2 separate regions of the Homo sapiens genome follow, and region 1 is linked to region 2. Evidence: read pairs that join two places in POLR2A ChIA-PET (ENCODE). Cell type or tissue: PC-9. All regions are shown on one strand.

Region 1 (8,000 bases), 320 kb before region 2:
GTCTGGTCCAGAATCATTCCACTCATAGGGCTTCTCCCCTATGTAAGCTCTCTTATGAGCAATAAAAACAGCCTCATTGTCTAAGGCTTCCATGCATTCATTATATTCAAAGGGTTTCTCCAAAATACTAATTTTCTGAAGAATATTTTCTTCATTGTGAGAATAGGTATCCCCATTTTGATTAAATTCACACATTTTCTCTCCATGATATGTTTTCCCACATTCATTACACTCATCAGGTTTTGTCCTAGCATAGCTTCCATCACTACTAATTAATTGCGAAATAGATTCTAAATTCTTTCCACATGAGACACAATTATGAGCTATTATGCTTGAAGGAACAAGGCTTGTTTCCATGTAAATTTGACTAAATGTATTCTCTTTCTCTTCAGTCAGGGTTTTGCTATTGATACAAGCAGCTTGCCTTGAATGTTTGTCTTCGTTTTCTTGGATTCTCTCTATCAGGTCATCAACTCTCCAGGCTTCTAAAAAGGAAAAATAGTAAACAAACTTTGTAAATCTGAACACACTAGCTATGGAAAGGTACTGGTATTCAAGAGCCCCCATTGTGGGGTTGACTCTGGCTTTAGAGCCAATCTCCATAAATAAAAATAATTACAAATGCATAGTTCTCTTTTTCCTTTGGTTTGGAATACAAAACAGAAACACACACACACACACACACACACACACACACACACAGTGAAAGAATTAAGGTGAGACAGTGGTAGAAAATAGAAGAGTAAATTCATATTGAATACAGGTAACTTTGTTGCTTTACAAATATTATGTTTCAAACTTTGGTAGAAAAGGTGAAATAAAACCAAATGATGAGCAGAGAAGTGGTTGAAAGTACGTCAGATCCAGGCAAAGATGGGAGGACTTAGATCAAATGTGTTGTGGGAAGTCAGGGACCCCAAACGGAGGGACTGGCTGAAGCCATGGCAGAAGAACATGGATTGTTAAGATTTCATGGACATTTATTAGTTCCCCAAATTAATACTTTCATAATTTCTTATGCCTGTCTTTACTGCAATCTCTGAACATAAATTGTGAAGATTTCACGGACACTTATCACTTCCCCAATCAATACCCTTGTGATTTCCTATGCCTGTCTTTACTTTAATCTCTTAATCAGCTGAGGAGGATGTATGTCGCCTCAGGACCCTGTGATAATTGCGTTAACTGCACAAATTGTAGAGCACGTGTGTTTGAACAATATGAAATCTGGGCACCTTGAAAAAAGAACAGGAAAACAGCAATGTTTAGGGAACAAGAGAGATAACCTTAAACTCTGACTGCCGGTGAGCCGGGTGGAACAGAGCCATATTTCTCTTCTTTCAAAAGCAAATGGGAGATATATTGCTGAATTCTTTTTCTCAGCAAAGAACATCCCTGGGAAAGAGAATATGCGCCTAGGGGTGGGCCTATAGATGGCCCCCTTAGGTGTGGCCGTCGTCTATGGTCGAGACTGTAAGGATGAAATAAATCCCAGTCTCCCATAGTGCTCCCAGGCTTATTAGGAAGAGGAAATTACTGCCTAATAAATTTTGGTCAGACCGGTTGCTCTCGAAACCCTGTCTCCTGATAAGATGTTATCAATGACAATGGTGCCTGAAACTTCATTAGCAATTTTAATTTTGCCCCGGTCCTGTGGTCCTGTGATCTTGCCCTGCCTCCATTTGCCTTGTGATATTCTATTACCTTGTGAAGTATGTGATCTCTGTGACCCACACCTGTTTGTACACTCCCTCCCCTTTTGAAAGTCCCTAATAAAAACTTGCTGGTTTTGCAGCTTGTGGAGCATCACAGAACCTACCGACATGTGATGTCTCCCCCGGACGCCCAGCTTTAAAATTTCTCTCTTCTGTACTCTGTTCCTTTATTTCTCAAACCAGCCGATGCTTAGGGAAAATAGAAAAGAACCTACGTGACTATCGGGGCAGGTTCCCCGATACAAATGGGATCAGGAGGAACAAAAACAGGTGCTAGGTGTCCGTGCAAAGGAAAGACTCCATTATGGATTACATGTGGGAGACATCTATTACAATTTATATTAAACTGCAAGATATCACTTCATATCAAGACTACGATGGTGGCATCCCTTCCAAAATCCATGCCTTACTAGTCTGCATATAAATGCAAATAAGCATTCTGAATGCTTTGATTTCCTCACGTTTACAGAGAGGATTCACATTCATCTGGAGGAGAGATCCAGGCATGTGAATGTCCAAAAGAAACATAAGATAGACCAGAAGACAAGGTATCTGTTTTTTTTTTTGTAGATGGAGTCTCGCTCTATCACCCAGGCTGGAATACAATGGCACCATTTTGGCTCACTGCAACCTCCACTTCTCAGGCTCAAGCGAATCTCCTGCCTCAGCCTCCCAAGTAGCTGGGATTACAGGCACACGCCACCGCACCCAGCTAATTTTTGTATTTTTAGTAGAGATAGGGCTTCACCATGTTGCCCAGACTGGTCTTGAACTCTTGACCTCAGGTGATCCACCCACCTCAGCCTCCCAAAGTGCTGGGATTACAAACACGAGCCACCGTGGCCGGCCAGGGAATATCTTAAAAACAAGATCATGCCGGGCATGGTGGCTCATGCCTGTAATCCTAGCACTTTGGGAGGCCAAGGTGGATGGATCGCCTGAGCTCAGGAGTTTAAGACCAGCCTGGGCAACATGCAAAACCCTGTCTCTACTATAAAAAAAAAAAAAAAAGAAAAAGAAAAACAAAACAAAAAACCCAAGATCAGATCTTTGAAGTGTTTTGAAAGTCATATTTAATACTAGCTAACCTTCCTAGCCATTAAATTCTGCTTTCCCTGCTTGCACAATATAGCACAGTGGTTAAGAGCATGACCACCAGAGCAGGTCACCTCAGTTCAAACCCCCAACAATTTACTAACTAGGGCATTTGGTCAAGCTGTGTAACTGTGATGCAGTTTCACTCATCTGAAATGTGAATATGAGTGCCTAAATCATAGGGTTGTCAAAGGACTGAATTAGTACATGTAAACTGCTTAGAACAGTTTATAACATAAAACAAATGCTCATTAAGTTGAGCCATTAATTTTCTTTCAATTTGCTGACTTAAATTTCCTAAAACCAGTCATGTCTCTGTATAATTCTTTTACTTAATTCTGAATACAAACAAGAGTTCCCAAACTCCTGGGTTTCATTTGGTGTAAAATCTTATATCTCAGATTCCTAAAGCTGCCCCTATGATGTACTTTTATTTTTATGTATCTTACAAATTTTTGGATGCACAAACTATTTTTAGCTGCTATCACCCACATTCAATGCAACCCTGATGGTACTCTGCTCAGAAATCTACAACATCTCTGAGCTCCAGCACCCCAAACACCAACAGAAGAAACAGAAAGGTTATTAACGGGATTTTTCACTACTTGGACTCACAATATATATCCAAGCTAGCATTCCACTAATCTGTCAACATCTTCTGCTCCTGGAAGCCTAGGCTATGCCTTGCTTATTCTCAGCCACAAGTCTGTACTCGTGATCTTCCTCATTCAATTTGACTCCTGGTGTTGGCTATACTCAAAATCTATCTATACTTTGGGGGAAACTTGAAGACATTTATCAAATCTCTTCCCAGTTCATTGAATCTCTTTCCCTTACATTTTAAAATAGCTTCTTAAAGTTGCACAATGTGCATTGGAGTATAAATTATCCATGTGAAAGCTGAATTTTAAAGTAATTCATGCAGCTTTTATCTTATTTCCTAACCAAAACCTATGCCCTTGGAAAATATTCATATTTTCTTTGAATCTCTCTGAATAGAAATTAAAGTAGTTCCTAATCTGATGGGTGCTTACAGGTTCTAATCTAACCCCTATCTGTTTTATCAGAATCTGTGGTTCAGAATAAATGATCTCTTGATGGATTAATGATAAAGATCTTTCTTTTACCTAGCTCCTTGGTAAGTCAATAAAAACCTACTGAATGCCTACTGTATGTTGCATTATAAAAGCAAGAAGAGTAAAAAGGTCTTTCCTCTTTGGAGGACTATAATTCGGTAGAAGAAGCTCAAGCAACAAATATATGCACCTACCTCTCAGAGCATATAATCATTTAGAGTATATATTCCTATCAAAGCATAGAATCACAGAGCATATACTCCTATCAGAGCTTATACTCAGAGCATATAATCCTAACAGAGCATATACTCATAGAGCATACACTCCTATCACAGCATATAATCCTATCAGAACATATAATCTTTGAATATATAATCCCATCAGAGTTTATACTCATAGAGCATACACTCCTATCAGAGCATATAATCTTAGAATATATAATCCTATCAGAGCATATAATCACAGAGCACACAATCTTAGAGCTTATATTCATAGAGCATACACTCCTATCAGAGAATATGATCTTAGAGCATATAATCCTATCGGACTGTAAAATCATATCTAACTTTTTGAGGTAACAATCGCTGACTGGAATAGATATTAAGAGAAGGAAAGACTGGAGTGGTCAATGAACCATGAAGGAAACTTCAAGGAGCTAACCTTTTCAGTTCAAATGTAAAGCATAAAGTTCTAAAGTTTATTGCTCAACAATGCAAATACAGTTAACATTACTGTATACTTAAAAATGGTTATGATGGTAAATTGTATGTTATGTGTGGTTTTTTTTTTAATAAAAATATAAAAATTAGCCAGGCATGGTGGCGTGCGCCTGTAATCCCAGCTACTTTGGGAGGCTGAGGCAGGGGAATCGCTTGAACCTGGGAGGGGGAGGCTGCAGTGAGCCGAGATCATGCCATTGCACTCCAGCCTGGGCGACAAGAGTGAGACTCTGTCTCAAAATGGAAGGAAGGAATGAAGGAAGGGAGAGAGGGAGGAGAGGAAGAAAGGGAGGGAAAATATGTATTATGTGGGCAAGTAAAATGCAGATGAAGGAAAAGGACAATGATCATTTGAATGGAAGATGGATCCACTGAAATCCAGGTATGGGAGAATACTGAACACGAATGTCGAAAGAAACAGAATGTGCTGACGCTCTGCCAGGCATTTCACAGAAGACAAAGAACACAAACCATGGAGACAAGACTAGCACAATCAAATACTGGGAGGTGAGGAAGGTAGACAGAATTCATGATTTTGGAATGTGCACAGTTTATCATCAGACATTCTGAGAAAGAAGGAAGTGAACTATCTCCCTGGTAACTGCTATGTTGTCAAGTAAAATATTCAACTAGACTCCAGGTTAAAAGTGTCAGACGTATCAATTTGGAGGCAAGCTGCAAAAATACACAGGAAAAAAGGTCTTAGAAGGTGAGATTAGATAAACTCTTTTAAGGGATACAAAGAAAACCAAAAAAGTGGAAAACAGGTCCTAGGGGGACAGTCCTGAAAAGGCAAGAAAAGGAACCGACATTCACTTATGAAATTCACACTTCCTGAATGTCTACTATGGACAGAGCATGATTCCAGTTATGGGGAAGGGGAAATGAACACACAGACGGGTCATGAGCAGTGGGGAAAGAGACGAAGGCTGAGGGAGTGCTATAGCGTCACATCAACTGAGCATGGACTTTGGGAAATAACAGACACCACAAGCTGTGACTCAGTTCACAAGCATAGGTGGAGGATGAGGTTTTGGTATCTGAATGCCTAAAGAAGTAAATAAAATCGAGGGCAGAAAATAAGTCCAAGGTATTTTTAAAGCAAGGAAGGAAAGAAAATGGAAGATAAAAGGAATGAACATAAAAGTCTCAAGTTGATTTTTATGTCAGACTTCTGAATGCCCCAAAACAAAACAATTCTGTAAGGCCGGGAGCCTCAGGACTGTAATCTCAGCACTTTGGGAGGCTGAGGTGGGCAGATCACTTGAGGCCAGGAGTTCAAGACCAGTGTGGTCAACATGGTGAAACCCTGTGTCTACTAAAAATATAAAAATTAGCCAGGCGTGGTGGCATGTGCCTGTAATCCCAGCTACTTGGGAGGCTGAGGAAGGAGAATCGCTTGAACCTGTGAGGTGGTGGTTGCAGTGAGCTGAGATCATACCACTGCACACCAGCTTGGGTGACAGAACAAGATTCTGTCTCCAAAACAAACAAACAAACAAACAAACAAACCCAAAACAATTCTGTAATGGCAAGGGAGTAAATAAGTTACCAATAATGCTGGAGAAAGAGGAAGTGAATGGGTCTCCAGTACCGGTTAGAATGAAAAAATCCCTACCAATGTAAATCAAATGTAAAATCAACAAAAGAGTTCATGTATGTGTGCGGGAAGGAAAGTGATATTTGGGGGTTGGGAGGTGTTACTGAGGGTACTGAATACATATAAACAACTCTTTAGTCTCTCCCAAAGGTCTGGGATGAGCATTTTTTAACCTTTGATACGCTACTAACTTACCTGGACTATGTTGACATGGAAATTCACCTCCCATTATCCACGGCTCCTCTCCCTGCTCCAACTTAATGATGACGTTTGGCTTGGTGGTATCATATCCTGTTAATGGGAAAAGAAGGAGGACTTGGGGAAGCTGCTTGGCTTCAGAATCTCTGAAGTACAAGATGTTGCCACCTCATAAGCTGCATAACAGAAGTGCTCCATTTTTTACCTTATCAAAGTTAGAACCTTTCAATGAATAATAATATAAACACTCCAGCTAGTGCCCACAAGGAATTAAATGGTGTCATCACTTATTTCTTCAAACTCAAGGATAAAACCCCATTCAACTGAGAGCATTCAGAAAGCAAGCTATTCTCACCCACAGAAACTAGATGGCTATAGTTCTCCAACATCACATCCCTGTAAGTTATCTTCTCATCAGGGTCCAGCTGCTGCCACTCCTCCTGGGTGAAATCCACAGCCACATCTTTGAATGACACTGGCCCCTGTAATGGCAACATGATCAGAATTGGGAGATACGGAAAAGGGATAGGGGGATAACGTTTTACAAAGCCCACCGGTAAAGTTAACCATAAACATTGTATACCTTATTTTATGTTACAGATTATGGAAGGGAAATCATATTGGAAACACATATCCTTTGGGGTTATAATACATAATATATAAAATATATAATATATATAAATATATATAATATATATAAAAAATATATATATATTGCCCCACAAAAATAAAAACCCAAAACACAACTGAGCTCCTATTTTGCAAGTGAACTAGCTGAGCTTTGGGGACATGAGATGAGTGAAACACCATGCCTGCTCCCAAAGTGAACAACCTAAAAAGGAGATAAACATGTAAACAAACACAAGCATTTTACTCCTTGTCACTTCTTTTAGTCTTCCTTGCTGCCAGGCCCTCCCCTTGCCCTGGACCTCTTCATGTTGGAGTGCCCACCACTCAGCTCCTGGTCCTCTTCCTCCTAACTCACTGCTCTGGGGCTCTCACCTAGTTTCAGCTCCTTGTTCTTTTGGCTCTTTTATTCTCATAGCCAGTGGCCTCTGGCTATCTGCATGGCTGAGTTTTATCTCAAACATCTCAATCTTGGAGCAATAAATATTCGTTAAATGAATGAATGCCCAAAGCTGTTATTAGAGTAATGCAGACAAGGTGCAGAATGATTTAACAAAAGAGGATCAAATTATTTTAATTTTATGCCATCAGATTAGGCTTCACAGACTCAGTTAACTTGAAGTCTTTAAAGATGAATTGTGCATTCTATGGGATGAAGGGGAAGAAGAATATGATGAGGTGTACAAAGTACCAATGGCAAACGGGAAGCAGCTTCAATTTTTAAGTGGTTGGGGCTGGGCATGGTGGCTCATGCCTATAATCCTAGCACTTTGGGAGGCCAAGATGGGAAGATCGTTTGAGCTCAGGAGTTCGAGACCAGCTTGGGCAACATAGTAAGACCTCATCTCTGCTAAAAATAAATTAAAAAAAAAAAATTGGCTGGGCATCATGGCACACGCCTGTAGTTCTAGCTACTTGGGAGGCTAAGGCAGGAGGATCACTTGAGCCTGGGAGGTCAAGGCTGCAGTGA
Region 2 (8,000 bases):
ATTACCAGTGTGAGCCACCGCGCCCGGCCAGTTCACTCTTTAAAGTGACTTTTAGGATATTCACAAAATTGAATAACCATCACCACTATCTACTTCTGGAACATTCTCAAAGCTGTATGGACTACATAAAATACTGCATGTGCACTGCTCAGCACAGGGCCAGGCGGGCACACACCAGGCTCTCAGTCACTTAGGATTCACCATCATCATCATCCCAGAGGGTCATGACGTCACAGCACTGACTCAGACGGGAACCGGGCCCGGGAAGGTGGGGGGCTGAAGTGACCGCACAGAGTCACACAGGTGACCATGCCCGGCCTGAGCCCGGGGCCTCTCCTTTCCGCAGCAGCACTGTCCCTGAACTTCTCTCTCCACGAGAGACACTCCCACCCACTGGCTCTGGAAAAAAGGAGACCTACTCCAAGCAACTCAAATGGAGATGATTCCCACCTTGTAACTTGTAGGTCACTGGTAACTTGTCGGCAAAGCAGGGTAGAGGAGCTGTGCCCCTGATGGCTGTGTTCCAAGAGAAGCCAGTGTGTAGTTCTAACTGTGGACCCTGAAAAGGTGCAGGCCATGTACGGGCTGGGTGTGTTGGCTCACACCTGTAACCTCAGCACTTTGGGAGGTGGAGGAGGGAGGATCTCTTGAGCCCAGGGGTTTCAGACCAGCCTGGGCAACATAGCAAGACCCTGTCTCTACAAAAGATAAGAAAATTAAGTGGGTGTGGTGGTGCATGCCTGTGGTCCCAGCAACTTGGGAGGCTGAGGTGGGGAGACCGCTTGAGCCCAGGAGTTGGAGGCTGCAGCGAGCTATGATTGCGCCACTGCACTCTAGCCTGGACGACAGAGTGAGACGCTGTCTCTGAAATACAAACAAAAGCCCTTTCTTCTCCTACAGCTGCAAGAGGAAAAAAAGAAAAAAGCAAGCCAAGGTGCGGCCGGGGTTCAGCAGAGTGCGCAGATCAGCAGGGAGGGACTGACGTGACCAGCCTGGGATTGCCACAGCGCTCGCTCCAACAGATCAGCATGCCCAGAGCGTGCTTCACAGATGTCCCCGAGGGCCCTGAGCCCCTTTCAGGGTATATGTGAGGTCAACACCATGTTCACAACAGCCCTAAGATGTGATCTGCTTTTTCCACTGGGGTGACCTTTGCTGGTGACGCGCGAGCGACGCAGAAACTGCTGGTGCTGCGGAGGAGCCACAGCTCCGGCACCAAACCACGCGCAGCCACGCATCTGCAGAGCCACAGACGTGCGGTTGGGAGAGAAAAGCCAGCCACGTTTAGAAATGTCCGCAATGAAGAGGTAAATCATTAAAGAATGTATGAACCCTCCAGCCTCAAGTACACGTCTGTTTTTGCATCCCTGTATGACAGGACCAGGGCCAGGGCTGTGTGCCATGCATCCAGGCTGTCGCCTGAGGTTCGTGTGTGACTCAGTCTAGGGCTCACCGGCACTCCCTACACAGAGCTCTGTTTATACTTTTCACCTGCAACCCCTACTCAGGGGCTCATCATTGTATAACATGCCAGAGATGAGGAAGTTTGAGGACTTTCTTCAAAATCTAGATTAATTTCTAAAAGGTCATAGAGAATTTTCACAAATGAAGCTTAAAGAAACAAAGTTCACCAAATCCTGGTGGACAAATATTACTTTAAAACATTTTCAGCCGTGCGCGGTGGCTCACGCCTGTAATCCCAGCACTTTGGGAGGCCAAGGCGGGTGGATCATTTGAGGTTGGGAGTTCGAGACCAGCATGGCCAACATCGTGAAACCCCGTCTCTACTAAAAATACAAAAAATTTAGCCAGGCGTGGTAGCAGGCGCCTGTCATCCCAGCTACTCGGGAGGCTGAGGCAAGAGAATCCCTTGAACCCGGGAGGTGGAGGTTGCAGTGAGCCGAGATCGCGCCACTGCTCTCTAGCCTGGGTGACAGAGCGAAACTCCATCTCAAAACAAACAAACAAAAAAAAAACATTTTCAACGCCCTTTAAAAAAAAACAAAAAACAACAAAAAAACCTGTGCTTGCTTTAACAAGCTCTAATATGTAAAATTTCCAGTGGGAAAAGTGATGATCAGGCAGTGATTTTTCCCTTTGTAAGAGAATTCACGGAAATTTCAGCCAGGTCCCGGATGGACGTACAACACTTTCTGTATTTCCATGCACGTGCAACTTTCCAGAGAGATTTGGAACCCGGTGCTGCGTACGACAGGCACGCTCGCATCATCCCCCTCTCTCCTGGGGGCCCAAGGGCAGGCTGGGGGGCTACTCACCTGATGGTGCCCGTCGGGGAGGGGACGGGGCTGACCATGCTCCGGAGGTCCGGCTCCGGGATGTGGATCTTCAGAGGGGAGATCTGGGGGTACAGTGGCCGCAGCGGGGAGGCTGGGGCCTCTTCTTTGTGATAGAGCGACGTGAACTGGATCTTGATGGCCGTGCTGGGAAACCGGAAGGTACACCTGCAACAGGAGGAGGAGCGGGTGTGAGGTGCAGGAGGAGACTCAAGAAGACGCCAACACCCAGGGAAGGTGCGTGTCTGTGTGTCTAAGTAACTGGACCGTAACTCTCAAACCTGGGCCCCAGAGAGCAGTTTCGATGCTTTTATCAGGACACTTAGGAACTGAGACTTTGGCTTATTTGGAAGTCACTTGTCTTTCTATTTCTTTATTTTATTTTATTTTATTTTTTGAGAGGGAGTCTCGCTGTCACCCAGGCTGGAGTGCAATGGCAGGATCTCAGCTCACCGCAACCTCAGCCTCCTGGGTTCAAGCAATTCTCCTGTCTCAGCCTCCTGAGTAGCTGGGATTACGAGCGCCCACCACCACGCCCGGCTAATTTTTTGCATTTTTTATTTATTTTTTTTTTTTGAGAGGGAGTCTCACTCTGTCGCCCAGGCTGGAGTGCAGGGACACGATCTCAGCTCACTGCAAGCTCCGCCTCCTGGGTTCACACCATTCTCCTGCCTCAGCCTCCCGAGTAGCTGGGACTACAGGCGCCCGCCACCACGCCCGGCTAATTTTTTATATTTTTAGTAGAGACGGGGTTTCACTGTGTTAGCCAGGATGGTCTCGATCTCCTGACCTCGTAATCCGCCTGCCTTGACCTCCCAAAGTGCTGGGATTACAGGCGTGAGCCACCGCGCCTGGCCAATTTTTTGCATTTTTAGTAGAGACGGGGTTTCACCACGTTGGCCAGGCTGGTCTCGAACTCCTGACCTCAGGTGATCCACCTGCCTCAGCCTCCCAAACTGCTGGGATTACAGGCGAGAGCCATTGTGCCCAGCCGTCAGTTGTCTTTCTACTGTGTGTGAGAACAGAAGAGATATAAATATCCCCAGACAAGTGCCGCTGATGCCATCTCCCACGCAGGCTCCAGACAGACACGGCTACTTCCTGTCTGCCAGGGCAACTGCTGTGGCACCCAGGTGGGATCTGCCACCTCTCAAATGACACACTGGAAGACTGAAATAGCACGGCAACCACCTATGCAGACATTTTCAAGATGATTCCCTGCCACTGCCTAGAAGATCTGACAACGGAAGGAGCAATTCCACCCCTGCTCCGGCAGGCGGGAGTCGCAGAGAGCGTGCATTATCCACCCAGAGCTTAATGGACCGGCTTCACGATCAGTTCTGGGCTTAAAACCGTGAGCCTCGGTTTTTCTACTGGAGACGACCAAGTGCAAACAAAGCCAGCCGCAAGCGTCAGGGTCAACACCAGTGTGCTGTGAACAGTATCCAGGGTTCATCTGGCTTGAAGAAACTGCCACCTTTTACAAAGCTGAGCATTACTTATCCAGGTCACCTTTCAATTTCTAAACTGATGAGGCAGCAACTATCAAGTTGCTAACTGTGGGACTCAGTTAAAAACAAAACAAAACAAAAACAAAAACAAAAACAATGTAAAGCAGCAGCCTGCCCACACAGAGATAAGGAACGCTGGCCGCCTGCGCAGCTGTTTGGAAAAGGCTCTTGTTTAAAATTGTAGGAGGGGGTTAAGAAAGAATGTACATAAGCCACCGGTGATAATGCGCTTTTCAGAGTTCCCGAAGGCATTCAGGACGGGCAAAGTACTCAACACTTGAGAGACGCTAAGGTCTCTTGTAGTGGAACCTGCATGAAGCACCAGGCTGCTGGGTCTATGCCTGACTGTGTTTTTAAATCTGCAGCAATGTTTAAATAGTCAATCTACGTAAAATCCTGCATGGACGTGCGCAGACACCCCTCTTTCATATGAAAGTCCCTTTGCTCTTCGTCAAAGCGTTTTTGAAAGACGGGACTGAGGAGCAGGTCAGAGGGTGACGAAGGGTGCCTGGCTGTCGGCAGGGGGTCCTCTTGCGTCTTCTTCCCAGGGACCCGCTTCAAAGGAAGTGACTCAGCATTACAAATGTGCGGCTCCTCCCATAGGTCTGCTAGCCAGGCTGCCCACATGGAAGAGAGAAAATCAGGCACTTAAGCTGGCTCAACTGGGCCAGTCCTGATTCTCCCCGAGATACTGGTCAGAGGAGGCTGGGCCGCATCGTTCAGTGCCAGGCGCTGTCAGGCCTGTGGGCACCAGGTTTCTACTTCCAAACACAAAAGGGACTCTGAGACTGTTTCCAAGATGAGAAGCTGTCTGGGAGGCACGGCCCAGCGAGTGAATCTTGGGGGATAAGGGTGGGTGGTCGGTCACCCCTGAGGTTTAGAAGGGCATCCCAAGGCTATTTGAAAATACTCCACAATTCTGTCCTCTTAAGTCACATTGAGAGGAACGTCTGATGTCCTTTACACTTTCTTCAGTCCAGCCCAGTGGAGATTTCCTGCATCAGTATTTTGACTAGAAAGCTCCATCACCCATTTTCTTTTTTCTTTTTTTTTTTTTTGAGACGGAGTCTTGCTCTGTCATCCGGGCTGGAATACAATGGCGCAATCTTGGCTCACTGCAACCTCCACCTCCTGGGTTCAAGCGATTCTGCTGCCTCAGCCTCCCAAGTAGCTGGGATTACAGGCACGCACCACCACGCCTGGCTAATTTTTGTATTTTTAGTAGAGATGGGGTTTCACCATGTTGGCCAGGCTGGTCTCAAACTCCTGACCTCAGGTGACCCAACCACCTCGGCTTCCCAAAGTGCTGGGATTATAGGCATGAGCCACCGTGACTGGCCACATCACCCTTTTTTTTTTTTTTTCTCTTTTTGAGGCAGAGTTTGGCTCTTATTGCCCAGGGTGGAGTGCAATGGCGCAATCTTGGCTCACCGCAACCTCAGCCTCCTGGATTCAAGTGATTCTCCTGCCTCAGCCTCCCGAGTAGCTGGGACTACAGGCATGCGCCACCACGCCCAGCTAATTTTGTATTTTTAGTAGAGACAGGGTTTTTCCATGTTGGTCAGGCTGGTCTGGAACTCCCGACCTCAGGTGATCCTCCTGCCCTGGCCTCCTAAAATGCTGGGATTACAGGCGTGAGCCACCACACCCGGCCTTGCATCACCCATTTTCTAAGATGCTCTATGATACCCAAGGGCTCTTCAGTCCTGGGGGCTGTTAGCTTTTGTGGGTCCCAGAGCCGACATCCACCCAAGCTGGTGTCTGAGGATGGGACTGGTGTCCCTGACCTAGGGAAGCAAGGAAAGAGGTTTGGGGCCAGCATCTGGCTGAGGGTCCAGGCAGGGGACCTAAGGTGAACTCCAGCTGTGAACGACGGTGCTGAATGAACACAGTGTCCATGTCTGTATCAACACATGCATGCACACACACACACACACACACAGGCACGCACACACGTGCATGAATGCACACATGCATGCACGGACACGCCCACACACCCACGCACACGCCCACACCCACGCACACACACACATGCACACGTGCACGCACACACACGCATGCACACACACCTACCCGTTCCACCAGTGCTGGACACGATGGCAGTCATGATGACAAATGTTTAAAGATAGCTTCTATGGCCCTTGCCATTTGTCTCTTTTCTCCAGTTCCCTCAACCACTGCAAATCAACGAAACAGACCATGTTCTCCTATTTGTCAGAAGGGCACAGTTGAGACCTCTGACTTTCTGTGTCGTGAAAGTCCCTATGTTAATATGGGATCGGATCACGCTGCAGCCATCAAGGCCAAGTAGAAAGAAGATGTGGCTTCTGGCCCATGACTGAGGTCACAAGAAGAAGGGGATCCTGGAGATCGGGGTTTGGATATTAAGACATGAAGAGGTGTTTTTTCGTAAGACATTTGCACACGCACATGCACACACACGCACAGAAGAGGAGCATGGTCCCCCTCTGGACTGGCACCTGAAAGCCAGGTACTAGCCAGAGCCCATCTGACCTTGGGCTAAATCACTCCCCAACTCCAGTGGGGTGGAAAGGCCTTCCCAGGCTTGACTTCTCCCTTTCAAAGAGCAAATTGTGGCAGGAATGAGAGCCGTAAGGTGTGCGGATTTGAGACAAAGGTGAACGCCACCAAAAGAGAAAATTGGTTTAGAACCACTCACCCTAACCTCTCTGCGCTTCTGTGATCTTTGCTAATAAAACAGAATGGTTGGAATAGAAGACACCATCTCAAAGGTGCTTTCCAGTTCAAAACCTGATTATGGGCTGGGCACGGAGGCTCAGGCTTGTAATCCGAGCACTCTGAGTGGCCAACGTGGGCGGATCACCTGAGGTCAGGAGTTCGAGACCAGCCTGGCCAAAAGGCAAAACCCCCCTCTCTACTAAAAATACAAAAAATGAACCAGGCATGGTGGCACACACATGTAATCCCAGCTACTCGGGAGGCTGAGGCAGGAGAATTGCTTGAACCCAGGAGGCGGCCATGTCAGTGAGCTGAGAACGCACCACTGCACTCCAGCCTGGGCAACAGAGCAAAACTCTGTCTTAAAAAAAAAAAAAAAACAAAACTGATTCTAGATGATATGTACATATGTATTGAGTTTTCACTAAAACAAAACGATGTTTTATAGGACAGGCAGGGATCTAGGGATCTAATGCCATCTATAGATGACAATTTCCTACTGTAATAGTAGCTTTCCAATTAAAGTTTAACAATAAATATTTTCACAGTATCTGCCGTAACAGTGATTGTCCTGAGGCAGGTGGCCTCATTACTAGGAGGAGGAGAAAATGCTATGAAGCATGCTACTTGATTTTATTTATTTTTTGAAACAGAGTCTCGCTCTGTCACTCAGGCTGGAGTGCAGTGGTGCGATCTCGGCTCACTGCAACCTCCGCCTCCCAGGTTCAAGGGATTCTCCTGCCTCAGCCTCCTGAGTAGCTGGGATTACAGGCACGCGCCACAGAGCCCAGCTAAGTTTTGTATTTTTAGTAGAGACGGGGTCATGTTGGCCAGGCTGGTCTTGAACTCCTGACCTCAAGTGATCCACCCGCATCAGCCTCTCAAAGTGCTGGGATTACAGGTGTGAGCCGCTGCACCTGGCTTGATTTTTAAATAGATGTTTCCCCAGCATGCTCAGGGAGTTTGCCAGTTACATCTCTCCCTGTAATATCTTGATGGAGGTGCAGGGCTCTAGCTGGAGTCTGAACGAGCACGTTTTGCATCGTGAAGGTGCTGCACGGTGGTTTAAACCCAGCCACACACACTGCCGGTCTTGACCGGCGGAGATTCCGCTAAGGTTAAGTGTGTCCACAGAGTAGAAATCTCCGTCCACCAGCCCGGCGGAAAGGTTCCTGTACGAGCAAGTGCCCATCTGTGGAGGACATCTCTCCAGAACATTCTTGCCCGACTTAGAAAGGAGCTTAGTGGTTGCCTAGGGCTGGAGTGACGGGTGGGACAGGCAGGGGGGACGGAGAATGACTAAGAGCTAGGGGGTTCTTTCTAGAGTCAGGAAAATGTTCCGAAGTTGACTTGGTGGCCGCGCAACTCTGCGAATGCGCTGAAAACCACGGACTGGAACAATGGAAAGGGTTAGTTGTAAGGTATGTGCAGTCGATCTCAGGCAAGCTGTTTTTGGGGAGAATTCTTGCCCAAAAGCTCCCACACTGAGGGTCTA

Evidence for each region. Peaks named below come from ENCODE experiments on the same cell type or tissue, not always from the same donor. Only the 100,000 strongest peaks of a DNase experiment are listed, where the experiment ranks them.
Region 1: POLR2A ChIA-PET joins it to region 2 with 5 read pairs; 1 of 35 experiments calls an interaction of 5 or more read pairs at or near these places.

Annotation. Positions count from the first base shown.
Region 1 is chr7:5,056,180-5,064,179 of GRCh38, reverse strand. RBAK-RBAKDN (RBAK-RBAKDN readthrough) reads right to left here. Exons shown (of 6, transcript NM_001204513.3): 3 at 6,759-6,885; 4 at 6,401-6,496. It overlaps RBAK (RB associated KRAB zinc finger), which reads right to left. Exons shown (of 5, transcript NM_021163.4): 3 at 6,759-6,885; 4 at 6,401-6,496; 5 at 1-485. Among named protein-coding and RNA genes, the nearest start is that of RBAKDN, 12 kb to the left of the region's middle. In PC-9, no CTCF peak of the experiment used is centred here; no DNase peak of the experiment used is centred here; H3K4me3 peaks cover 1,164 bases.
Region 2 is chr7:4,735,300-4,743,299 of GRCh38, reverse strand. FOXK1 (forkhead box K1) reads right to left here. Exons shown (of 9, transcript NM_001037165.2): 2 at 2,277-2,462. Among named protein-coding and RNA genes, the nearest start is that of AP5Z1, 36 kb to the left of the region's middle. RefSeq lists enhancers at 2,407-2,961, 2,962-3,515, 3,755-4,954, 5,735-6,289. In PC-9, no CTCF peak of the experiment used is centred here; no DNase peak of the experiment used is centred here; H3K27ac peaks cover 2,398 bases.